Regions from separate parts of the Homo sapiens genome. Here all the other regions are linked to region 1. The links are chromatin contacts, found by Hi-C or POLR2A ChIA-PET in ENCODE. All regions are on one chromosome and are shown on one strand. Each heading gives the region's core, a stretch centred on a gene start or an enhancer-like site at or near the end of the contact. The rest is flanking DNA. Distances are from core to core; before and after follow the strand shown.

Region 1 (3,370 bases), core at 803-3,302:
GCATGAGCCACTGCGCCTGGCACTTTTAAAACAGAGACAATACTTACCTCATAGGTTTATTGTGAGAGTGGCAACAGCTTGCAATGGGATGAGGCACATGGTAAGGTGCTCAATATGTGTGAACTATTATAACGGTCATAGTTACCATTAAGGGAAGACCTATCTGTGCTACATTAATGGGGGATAATAATTACTTTATTCGCTGGGCGTGGTGGTTCATGCCTATAATCCCAACACTTTGGGAGGCTGAGGCGGGAGGATCACTTGAGGCCAGGAGTTGGAGACCAGCCTGGGCAACATGGCAAAACCCCATCTCTACTAAAAATACAAAAACTAGCTGGGCGTGGTGGTGGGCGTCTGTAATCCCAGCTACTCGGGAGGCTGAGAATTGCTGGAACCTGGGAGGCAGAGGTTGCAGTGAGCCGAGATCACGCCATTGCATTTCAGCCAGGGCAACAAGAGCAAAATTCTGTCTCTAATAATAATAATAATAACAACAACAACAACAACAACAACAACTTCATTCAACCAAATACATTGTACATCTCACCTGGCCTGCCCATAAGCAATGGAGACACTGAAATAAACACGATTCCTGCCCTCAAGGTCTAATGGAGGAAAGAGATGTACACAGCTATTCTAGAGGGAAATTGACATGAACAGAAGTTCTCATCCTGTGCTCCAGGATCACACTGGAGGAGGGAGATGCTCCCAGAGGGTCTTGGGAAGGCTTTCCAATCTGGAGCTGGAAGAATGTTTGCCCAAGAGATGTACACAGTTATTCTAGAGGGAAATTGACATGAACAGAAGTTCTCATCCTGTGCTCCAGGATCACACTGGAGGAGGGAGATGCTCCCAAAGGGTCTTGGGAAGGCTTTCCAATCTGGAGCTGGAAGAATGTTTGCCAGAGATGAAAGGAGGGGAAGGGAATTCCGGGCAGAGGGAAGGGCGCAGGCAACAGCTAGGAGGCGCAGATGCAGGCTGGGTGTGGAGGGTGCGAGTAGGCTGGAGTACACCAGGGAGTTCCCAGCAGGCCACTAGGAGCCACCCAGGATGCCCGGCAACCTCATGAGTCAGACAAGCAGGGCTGTGTCTATCTGGAAGTTTCCAGCCAAGCTAGGTAAAACACATGGACACAGGTAACTATGCTGTAAAGCAAAATCCCCAAGTCCTACAATCGTGTCCCAGTGGTGTCCCTGGGCCACCACTTTCCAGAAGCAAAGTTATTTTCTCACCCCGTTGTTAAGCACACAGAATAGAGAAGGTACGGCCGCAATCCACCCAAGTGCCCACTGATTAGATAGGAACCCCCGAGGTGAGGCTGGAAGCTGGGGCCAGGAGCTCCACTCTTCCCAGGAGTCAGAGAAGTGAGTTCATTTGCTGGCTTTTTAGTTCCTAATAAGTCCCTGGGGCTTTTCGGGATGCTTAAGCCAAGGGCGTGGGGCCGAGAGCGACACTAGGATAACACTAGGCAAGGCTGAGCAACCCAGGCTACCAACAGCACGGACTTGAACCGGGTCGCATGCCGGAGCGGACGGGATGAGGTGCACCGCAGAACTGGGGACTCCTGGTGCCGGGACGCGGCGGGCTGGGGCGCCCCACTCTCGGGGCAAGTCTGCAATGCCCGGTGCCCACAAAAAGGACACATCCATCTTTGTCACCCCGAGGCCTGGCACGGCCTGACGGCCCAGGCTCGGTAAAAGTCGGGCGGAGAGAGTGGAAGCGCAGAGAAACCCGGGGAGGGCGCTTAAGAACGGGCCAGGGCGCCCGGCTGGGCTGCCCTGCCTCTCGGGCGCCGGCCAGGCGTCCCGGCCGCCCCACCACGCCGTCGGAGCGCGCCGAAGCTCAGCCCGGGGCGGGCGGGCCAGGAGAGGGCCCGGGGCCCCTGCCGCCGCGGCGCCCCCTCCTGCGCACCCGGAGGGAGAGGCCGCGCGCGCCCGCCCGCTCTTTCTGCGCGCGGCCCTCCCCGCTGCCCCCGCCCTCGCGCCCTGTTTGGAGGGAGCCACCCTGACGTCGGAGCCGCTCCCCCGCGCCGCGCGCCCGCCCGGGGCCGCAGACAGCGCGCAGCGCAGCCCAGCCGAGCGTCGCGGGGCCGCCCCCCGCCCTGCCGGCCGCCTCGCCGAGCCTCCTGGGGCGCCCGGGCCCGCGACCCCCGCACCCAGCTCCGCAGGACCGGCGGGCGCGCGCGGTAAGTCCCGCCCGGGTCGGCACGCGGGCGCCCGGCTTCCAGAGGCTTCGGCCGCGGGGGCAGTGCCGCGCCCCCAGCCCGGAGCTGCGTCCCCCGGCGCGTCCGGCGGCCGCGGGCACCGGGTGGAGGCGCCGCCGCCGAGCTCAGGAGCCCTGGGGGACCTGGCGGGCGCCTCCGGACGCCGGCGCTGGGGACGTGGGCGCGGCACGGGGTGGCCGGGGGGCACCGCCGCGTCCGGAGCCCGTCCCCAGACTCGCCCCAGGGTTCCGTTTCTGGATCGGAGTTTCCGCGGCCGGGGGAGAGAGGGAGCGAGGGAGGGAGATGCGTGGCCGGGCGGGCCGGGCTCGCATGTCCCCCGGCCGTGCCCGGGCCTCGCCGCGCCGCGCCTCTCGGCTCTGGACGTTTCCGCCTCCCGCGGCCCCCTCTGCTTCGGTCCCCACGTCCGTGTGTCTGTCTCTCCGTCGCTCCGTTTCCGCCGCTCACTTTCCCCTGGTCTGCCCGTCTCTTTCCGTTCCCCGCCTGCCTCCGTGTTCGGCTGCCCGCGTTTGTGTCTCTGCCTCTGGCTTTTCTCTCCCTCTCTCTGTCTCTGCGCTGCCCTCTGTGGGGGTCTCGCCCTGTGTCTGCGCCTCTCCCTGATCCCCCGCCCTCCGATCCAGACAATCCCCCAGTGTCGGAGGCTCGCCTTCCCCCAGCGGGGTTCACGAATAGTTTCCTAGACCGGGTGCGGCAAACCCTCCCCCTGCCTCCCGCCGGCCCCGAGGCCTGGCCCGGGTCATCTCCCTGGAATTGAGTCTGGGGCAGGGAGAGCCAGCCTTTCCGGGGGCTCAGTTTTCTTAAGAATTCCACCCCCGCGAGGCCGGCTGGACGACAGGCCCTGCTGCGGGCCACCTGCCCGGCCCGCTCCCAGGGCGGGGCGATTCTGATCGTTTACAAGCGGCGGCAAAGGGGGCAGCCGCCTGCCTTGGCGTGGCCGGAGGTTGGCGGGCATCAAGGGAGAAAGCCACACTTCCAGGCTTTCGGAGGCCCTCGCTCCCCAAGCTGGACGCCACCAGCCTGTAACTAGGGGCACCCCAGGAAAACAGAGGTCAGGGCTGGAGGCCAAAGACCGGGCGCTGGCGGGGAAGCAATTTGTCAACAAGGAGCCCCTCACCCTTTGTTACTGCGGAATGGGGCCTCCCTAGA
Region 2 (3,370 bases), core at 652-3,151, 240 kb after region 1:
CCTGAGCTCATGAGATTTCCAGAGAACTGATTCAAACAACTTCATTAAATAGGTACTTACTTCATGCCTGGGGCTTTACATTTTTATTTAATCTTTACAACTCTCTTTTGCATTCTTATTGTCATCAGAAAAATGCAAATCAAAATCACGATGAAATACCATCTCATGCCAGTTAGAATGGCTTTTGTTAAAAAGAAAAAATAGCAGATGTTGCTGAGGCTGTGGGGAAAAGGGGAACATTTTTACACTGTTGGTGGGAATGTAAATTAGTTCAGCCACTGTGGAGAGCAGTTTGGAGATTTCTCAAAGAACTAAAAATTGAACTACCACTCGACCCAGCAATCTCATTACTGGGTCTATACTCAAAGGAATATATATCGTTCTATCAAAAAGACAGATGCACCCGTATGTTCACTGCAGCACTATTCACAATAGCAAAGACATAGAATCAACCCAGGTACGCATCAACAGTGGATTAGATAAAGAAAATGTGGTATATATACACCATGGAATACTATGCAGCCATAAAAAAGAACAAAATCATGTCCAGGAAGAGGGGAGAACAGCAACATGGATACAGCTGGAAACCATTATCCTAAGTGAACTAAGGCAGAAACAGAAAACCAAATACTGCACGTTCTTATAAGTGGGAGCTAAACATTGGATACACATGGACACAAAGATGGGAACAATAGACTCTGGGGAATACAAGAGTCGGGAGGCAGTTGGGGGAAAGGGTTGAAAAACTACCTATTGTGTATTGTGTACTTTGCTCACTACCTGGGTGACAGATTCATTTGTACTCCAAACCTCAGCCTCACGCAATATAGATGGGGTTTCACCATCTTGGCCAGCTGGCCAGGCTGGTCTCGAACTCCTGACCTCAGGCGATCCCCTGGCCTCGGCTTCCCAAAGTGTTGGGATTACAGGCGTGGGCCACTGCACCTGGCCTCAGTTTTTGTTTTTGTTTTTTTGTTTGTTTGTTTTTTGAGATGGAGTCTCGCTCTGTCCCCCAGGCTGGAGTGCAGTGGTGCAATCTCGGCTCACTGCAAGCTCCGCTTCCCGGGTTCATGCCATTCTCCTGCCTCAGCCTCCCGAGTAGCTGGGACTACAGGCGCCCGCCACCACGCCCGGCTAATTTTTGTATTTTTAGTAGAGACGGGGTTTCACAGTGTTAGCCAGGATGGTCTCCATCTCCTGACTTTGTGGTCAGCCCGCCTCGGCCTCCCAAAGTGCTGGGATTACAGGTGTGAGCCATCACGCCCAGCCTGGTCTGTCTCAGTTTTAAAACGGAAAGTCCTGCATCCCAAGAAAACCTCTAGTCCAGGCAAACCTAGGTGGGTCGCTCTAGGATGGAATTAGGATTTCCAGTGGTCTTGGACAGAAGGGCGACCTCTCCCTTGAGTTACGAAGGAAGGCGGAGAGATGAAGGGCAGGATTAAATAAACAAGTATGCGGGCTTTGGAGCCAGGGCAAAGCTCTGCCTTTTAGCTGTGTGATCTTGAAATTATTTAACCACTCAGATTCAGTTTCCTGTAATTTGGGGATAATTAAACAAGAATGAGCCGTGTGAAAGTGCCTATCCAACTGTAGTAGGCTCGCAGCAAGAGTTTAAATCGTTTTTATTCATCTCCGGTCCTAACTTTTGCCGCTGCTCTGTGTTCCACTCTTCTATCATCTTTAATTTCTCTGCTTGACTTGTTCCTGCTTTGTTCTCTCTGGTCCCTCTCCGGTCGCTCCTGCCACTCACGTTGAGTACCATCCACCACTAGAGGGCGGAATAGAACAAACCAAGATGGGTGCCCCTCCAGCTCTCTATGGCGTCTGCTCGCCGAGCCCCGCAAAAGAGGCGGGGATTCCATCATGTGACCGGGGTGCTGGGCGCCGGCGCAGGCGCGGTTGCTGCGTAGTCGTCGCCGGGCTCCGTTGCCCGCGCTGTTTTACCTTCCCAACGCTTGAGGCGGACGCTGGGGGGTCCTGCGCCTTTCCCTCCTGCCGCTGGGGACTGCAGGCTAAGGCCATGTCCCGAAAGCAGGCGGCGAAGAGCCGGCCGGGCAGCGGCAGCCGGAAAGCCGAGGCCGAGCGCAAGCGGGACGAGCGGGCGGCGCGCCGGGCCCTGGCCAAGGAGCGGCGGAATCGGCCGGAGTCTGGCGGCGGCGGCGGCTGCGAGGAGGAGTTCGTCAGCTTCGCCAACCAGCTGCAGGCCCTGGGGCTGAAGCTGCGGGAGGTGCCGGGGGACGGGTGAGGCGGGCCGGGAGCGAGGGAGGCGGCGCCGGGGGACGCGCCGGGCTCGGCCTGGCGACCGTTGCCCGCTCGCGTCCATCCATCCATTCATTCGGGCGGCCCGGGCGCCTCCCGCGAGCCAGCCACGCTCCGAGTGCAGGGCGTCCAGCTGCGAGTGAGGCGGACAAGCCCCTCGCCCCGAGACGCTCGCGGGGATCCCAAAGGGTCCTAATCATGGCAGACGCCGCGAGCGAAATAGAAAGTGGGTGCTGAGACCGTATATGGGAGCAGGGCCACTGGATTGTGGCCAGGAAGGGCTCTCTCAAAGGTGACATTTAAGCTGAGTTCTGAAGGAATGAGATGGAGCCAGGCATTGGAAAAACAGTTATCATGACGATAAGACCAGTTGAAGGAGTTTGAGTAAGCCCCACTTGGTAGAACGCTTTGCCTCCTTTGAGTCCTTGGTTTTTGGGTGGTGCCCCCATTTACATTTGTGAAATTAGGTCGCCTGTTTACTGAGCTGAAGGCAGCTTCTCTAATTCTTCCTTCCATGGGCCTCAGTTTCTCTGTAAGCAAAGGTGCTTCCCCAAGCTTTCTTGGGACTTAGACTGGATCCAGGTCCAGCTTTCTTTAGGGAACGCGGAGGGGGAGAGTGGGGAGGAGGAAGAAAATTAGCTTCAAGAAAGGGGATATGGCTCCAGGAACATGGATGGAAGAAGGAAAAGGGTCAGGAAGAGGGGAGAACAGTTAGGATCCCCATTGCAGGGGCAGGTAAAAAGGGGTCTGGTTGTCAGCTGTGTCACTTTGGAAGAGAGAGTGTTAATAACAGCCTGGCTTTTGTTTTTTTCCTCCCCGTATTTGAGTGCTCAGATCCTGCAGAGGGAAGACTAAAATGAAATTAAAGACCATAAGGAATTGCCTTAGTTCATTATTATTGTTATTTTGTAGAGACGGTGATTTTGCTGTGTTGCCCAGGCTGGTCTCGAACTCCTGGCTTCAAGCGATCCTCCTGCCTCGGCCTCCCAAAGTGCCTAGATTACAGGCATGAGCTACCACCCCCGGCCAGGAATTGCCTTAGATATTAACTGCAGAATAAGGTGTTTTAAAAATTTTCACATTACATTGCAGCTTATTGATTAAGACTGTG
Region 3 (3,370 bases), core at 564-3,063, 160 kb after region 1:
GCTAAATGGAAAGTGGATTGGATTTCACTCTCACCCCTTCTGCCTGCTGTCACACGTTCCAGAGAGCCAGTTCCCCACTCCTCATCAGCAGCCCCGGTTTATAATGTACAACACTGTTTACAAAACACACAGGCCAAAAGAGAACACAATGAGAAACCACCCACTGACATTTCTTAGGTCCCACGTTAGCCAGCCCTGGTGGCTGATCAGCCTTTGTAGCCCAGTGGTACCAGAGTAGAGAGAGATGGTTTGAGCCTTATGAGGAACTCTCCAGACCCCAGCTTTTGTGGGAGCTACATGCTGAGCTATGACAACCTAATCGATGAACTCCTCCTGTCCAACTCCTCCTTGGGCCTTAGGACTAAAAAGTATAAAGTCTCCCAAAGTGTCAGATACTGCACTGGGCCTTTTGTGGCTTCAGCTCCTTTAATTTTCACAACAACCTTGGAGACAGGTCATTTAACTTGCCTGATCCCACTCAGTTACAAAGCTGCAAAGCTAGCACCTGAGCCCATCTCTGTCTGATGCTGCACACGAGGGCTTGAGGCCACTCTAATACCGATCTCTTCTGCTGTCTTCATGTACTTCACAGTTGGGGAAATGCCAGTGGTCTCCCCTGTGCCCAGCCCTCCCTCCCCAGGCTGAAGGGCAGGGCTTTATTCCACCCTCTGGAGTGTACTTCCTGAGGGCAGCGCTCCTTTTTGTTCACTGCTGTATCCTCGTTGCCTAAACAATGCACACAGTAGGTGCTCAACAAATATTTGGTGAATGAACAAATGGATGTTCCCAAAGCTTAAAAGAGTGTCATATTTTCTGCAATGAACACTGAGTTAGGAAAAAGGGGGCTCATGTGCTGACTCCTACTTCGAGTTAGGTAGTAGTCTGGGATTCTAGCCTGGCCCTGCTCCTAATTCCCAGTGCAACCCCAGGGAAGGGCCAGGCAGCCTGGTCAGGGCAAAGGCATTGTGGAGGCCAACTCTGTGCGAAGCACTGGGTCAGGCTCTCCAGGCAGGTAGCCCAGGTTTTTATCTCTTGCTTCCTAGCTGTGTGGTCTTGGGGAAGTTACCTCACCTCTCTGAGCCTCAGTTTACCCAGCTGTAAAATCCACTCAAAAGTCAGCAGCAGTAATTCTTCCCTCCTGTAACTTCAGGCATGGGCACCAGAAGACATGGCCTCCTTGTAACATGAGGAGCCTGGTTTTTCTCCAGAGGCTCCCCAAGCCCTCCTGGAATTCTCTGTTTGAGAGTCTGCGGGGGGACAGGGAGACAGGAGGCGGGGGAGTCCTAGAGGCCTTCCTGACGGGGGCGTGGAGGGGCCACGTGGGGCAAGGGGAAGCACAGGGACCTCTTGTGACCTTGGGCAAGCCCCCTTCCTCTCTGACCTTGACCAGCGTCCTCATTTGTCAAGGGAGCGGCTGGGTGACCTCTAAGAACTCGGAGGCCGAGGCCGGAGTCGCCCGAGTGCTCCGCCCAGCCTCAGTTTCCCCCTCTGCCTCCCCAAGATTTCTAAAAGCACTTCCGGCTCTGAAAACAAACCAACCACCAGCAGGCGGCCTGGGCTTAGGGCAGGCAGCGCCAGGGAGCGCGCGGCCGCTTCCTGGTGGGTCCAGTGTCCCCGGGGTGGAGGGCGGGGCGCAGGGCAAAGGGCCCCGGGGCTGGGCCGGGCTCCGAGTGCCCCGCGTGGGGCCGGCGGGGAGTGGCCCAGCGAGGTGCGCGCCACCGTGGCCTGGCGGCTCCTCCGGGGCCCCCTTACCTGGAGGCGGCTGCGAAGGCAAAGGCGGAGGCGGCAAAACCGGCGAGCGGCTCCTCCCGCCCGGCCCGGCCCGGCCCCTCCCCTCCCCGCCGCGTCCCGGCCCCGGTCCCGGCCCGTCCCGCCGCCTGCCCCGAGCGCGCCTGGTCGCCACCGGCCGGGCGGAGCACTTAGGGAGCGCGGCGCGGGGGCGCGGGGCCTTCCAGGCTCTGACTCGCCAGCTGCGGGTCCCGACCTGGCTCGTCCCACCTCTGCCCCACCTCCACCACCCATCGCGACAGGGGTGCCGGCCTCTGCAGGTGACCGGCAAGCCCGCGGCGCCACATCTGTGTGTGGGTCCATTTACCCTCCAGGAAGCAGCGAGACAGCGCGGCGCGGGAGAAGGGCCCTGCAGGGTTGGACTTTGCAGAAACTGCCCGCGAAGGACTCGGCCCCGAGAGTGGCATGCCCCAAAGCCACATTTTGAAGACAAAGTCTTCAAAAATGTATAATGTAAACAAAGAACCAGCCGCAGAAACCGCCTTCCCGCACGTGTATGCAGCACTTTGTAGTTTGCAAAGTGTTCAGATATCTAAGTTCTTCCTGATTCTACTTTCATTTTCCCTAACGCTAAGTTTGGTCCTGTCTCAGGGCCTCTGCCTGGAGGCTCCCGTGCCTGGGACTCTCTGCCTTCAGACCTCCCTTTCCCCCAATCCATTTCCTGCTTTCCATTCTGGTCTCTTGGGATGGGATCTGAGAGTCTTCCCTGAGCACCCAGCACATTCAGTCATTGAACAAATTTACCGAGCACCTACTACGCGCCAGGTACAGTTCTTTTTTTTTTTTTTTTTTTTTTTTTGAGATAAGAGTCTCGCTCTGTCACCCAGGCTGGAGTGCACTGGCCCGATCTCAGCTCACTGCAACCTCCGCCTCCCGGATTTAAGCGATTCTCCTGCCTCAGGCTCCCTGGTAGCTGGTACTACAGGCGTGTGCTACCACACCCGGCTAATTTTTGTATTTTTAGTAGAGACGGGGTTTTGCTATGTTGGCCAGGCTGGTCTCGAACTCCTGACCTCTGGTGACCCACCCGCCTCGGCCTCCCAAAGTGCTGGGATTACAGGCGTGAGCCACCGCGCAGCCCCAACTAGACTTTAAAAGCCCTGGAGGTGGGCGGGTTTAGGCTGCCTTGCTCTCCGCTGTGTGCCCAGCCCCAGGGACTGTGCCTAGCACTTGCAGGTGCTCAAAAGAAGCACTTAATGAATGGATCTCTTTCCCCTAGCAACCCTGTGAAATTTCATCACACCCACTCTGAAGGAGAGGAAACCGAGGCTCAGGTCCAGACAATGCAGAAGCCACAGAGCTAATGAGTGCCAGAGCTAGGGCATGAATCATCGTGGCCTCAGAAGCTGTTGCCCTTACTCCCAGTGAAGACAATCTAGGGTTATGGGAGGAAAAGGTACCGACGGGGGTCAGAGACCAGCATCCCAGCTCAGAGCCTGGGACTCACGCACCTGTGAAATGTTCCTTCCTTCATCTGCTCATCTCCCCACTGGCCAATCAGGACCAAGAAGGGCAGCTCTACCCACCCATGAAGTTATTGTGAGGGTCAAATGGGTCAATCGTGTGCAGGCTTTAGGGGAAT

The links. A loop is a pair of places that touch in the nucleus more often than their neighbours do. ChIA-PET counts read pairs that join two places held with the same protein, here RNA polymerase II (POLR2A). Pooled maps may share reads with other maps.
Region 2: a loop to region 1 is called in a pooled map, with 3 times the contacts of the local background. The contact joins the promoter of OTUD3 here to the promoter of NBL1 in region 1. A Hi-C loop is called at or near these places in 1 of 50 pooled maps. POLR2A ChIA-PET finds 5 or more read pairs at or near these places in 3 of 52 experiments (H1 and WTC11).
Region 3: a pooled map shows a loop between it and region 1 (2.2-fold over the local background). The contact joins the promoter of TMCO4 here to the promoter of NBL1 in region 1. A Hi-C loop is called at or near these places in 1 of 37 single-sample maps with no recorded cell type and 1 of 50 pooled maps. POLR2A ChIA-PET finds 5 or more read pairs at or near these places in 2 of 52 experiments (HCT116 and activated CD4-positive, alpha-beta T cell).

What each region holds. Positions count from the first base shown.
Region 1 is chr1:19,642,259-19,645,628 of GRCh38, forward strand. It overlaps NBL1 (NBL1, DAN family BMP antagonist), which reads left to right and starts at 2,053. Exons shown (of 4, transcript NM_005380.8): 1 at 2,053-2,188. All of the region lies in intron 1 of MICOS10-NBL1 (MICOS10-NBL1 readthrough), which reads left to right. RefSeq lists an enhancer at 1,065-1,900 and a silencer at 1,799-2,138.
Region 2 is chr1:19,880,494-19,883,863 of GRCh38, forward strand. OTUD3 (OTU deubiquitinase 3) reads left to right here and starts at 1,902. Exons shown (of 8, transcript NM_015207.2): 1 at 1,902-2,241. The coding sequence starts at 2,021. The region is part of intron 1 of LOC105376823 (a long non-coding RNA gene); the gene reads right to left. RefSeq lists an enhancer at 1,686-1,735 and a silencer at 2,106-2,445.
Region 3 is chr1:19,798,103-19,801,472 of GRCh38, forward strand. TMCO4 (transmembrane and coiled-coil domains 4) reads right to left here and starts at 1,814. Exons shown (of 16, transcript NM_181719.7): 1 at 1,753-1,814; 2 at 35-113. RefSeq lists a silencer at 1,559-2,058 and an enhancer at 1,982-2,482.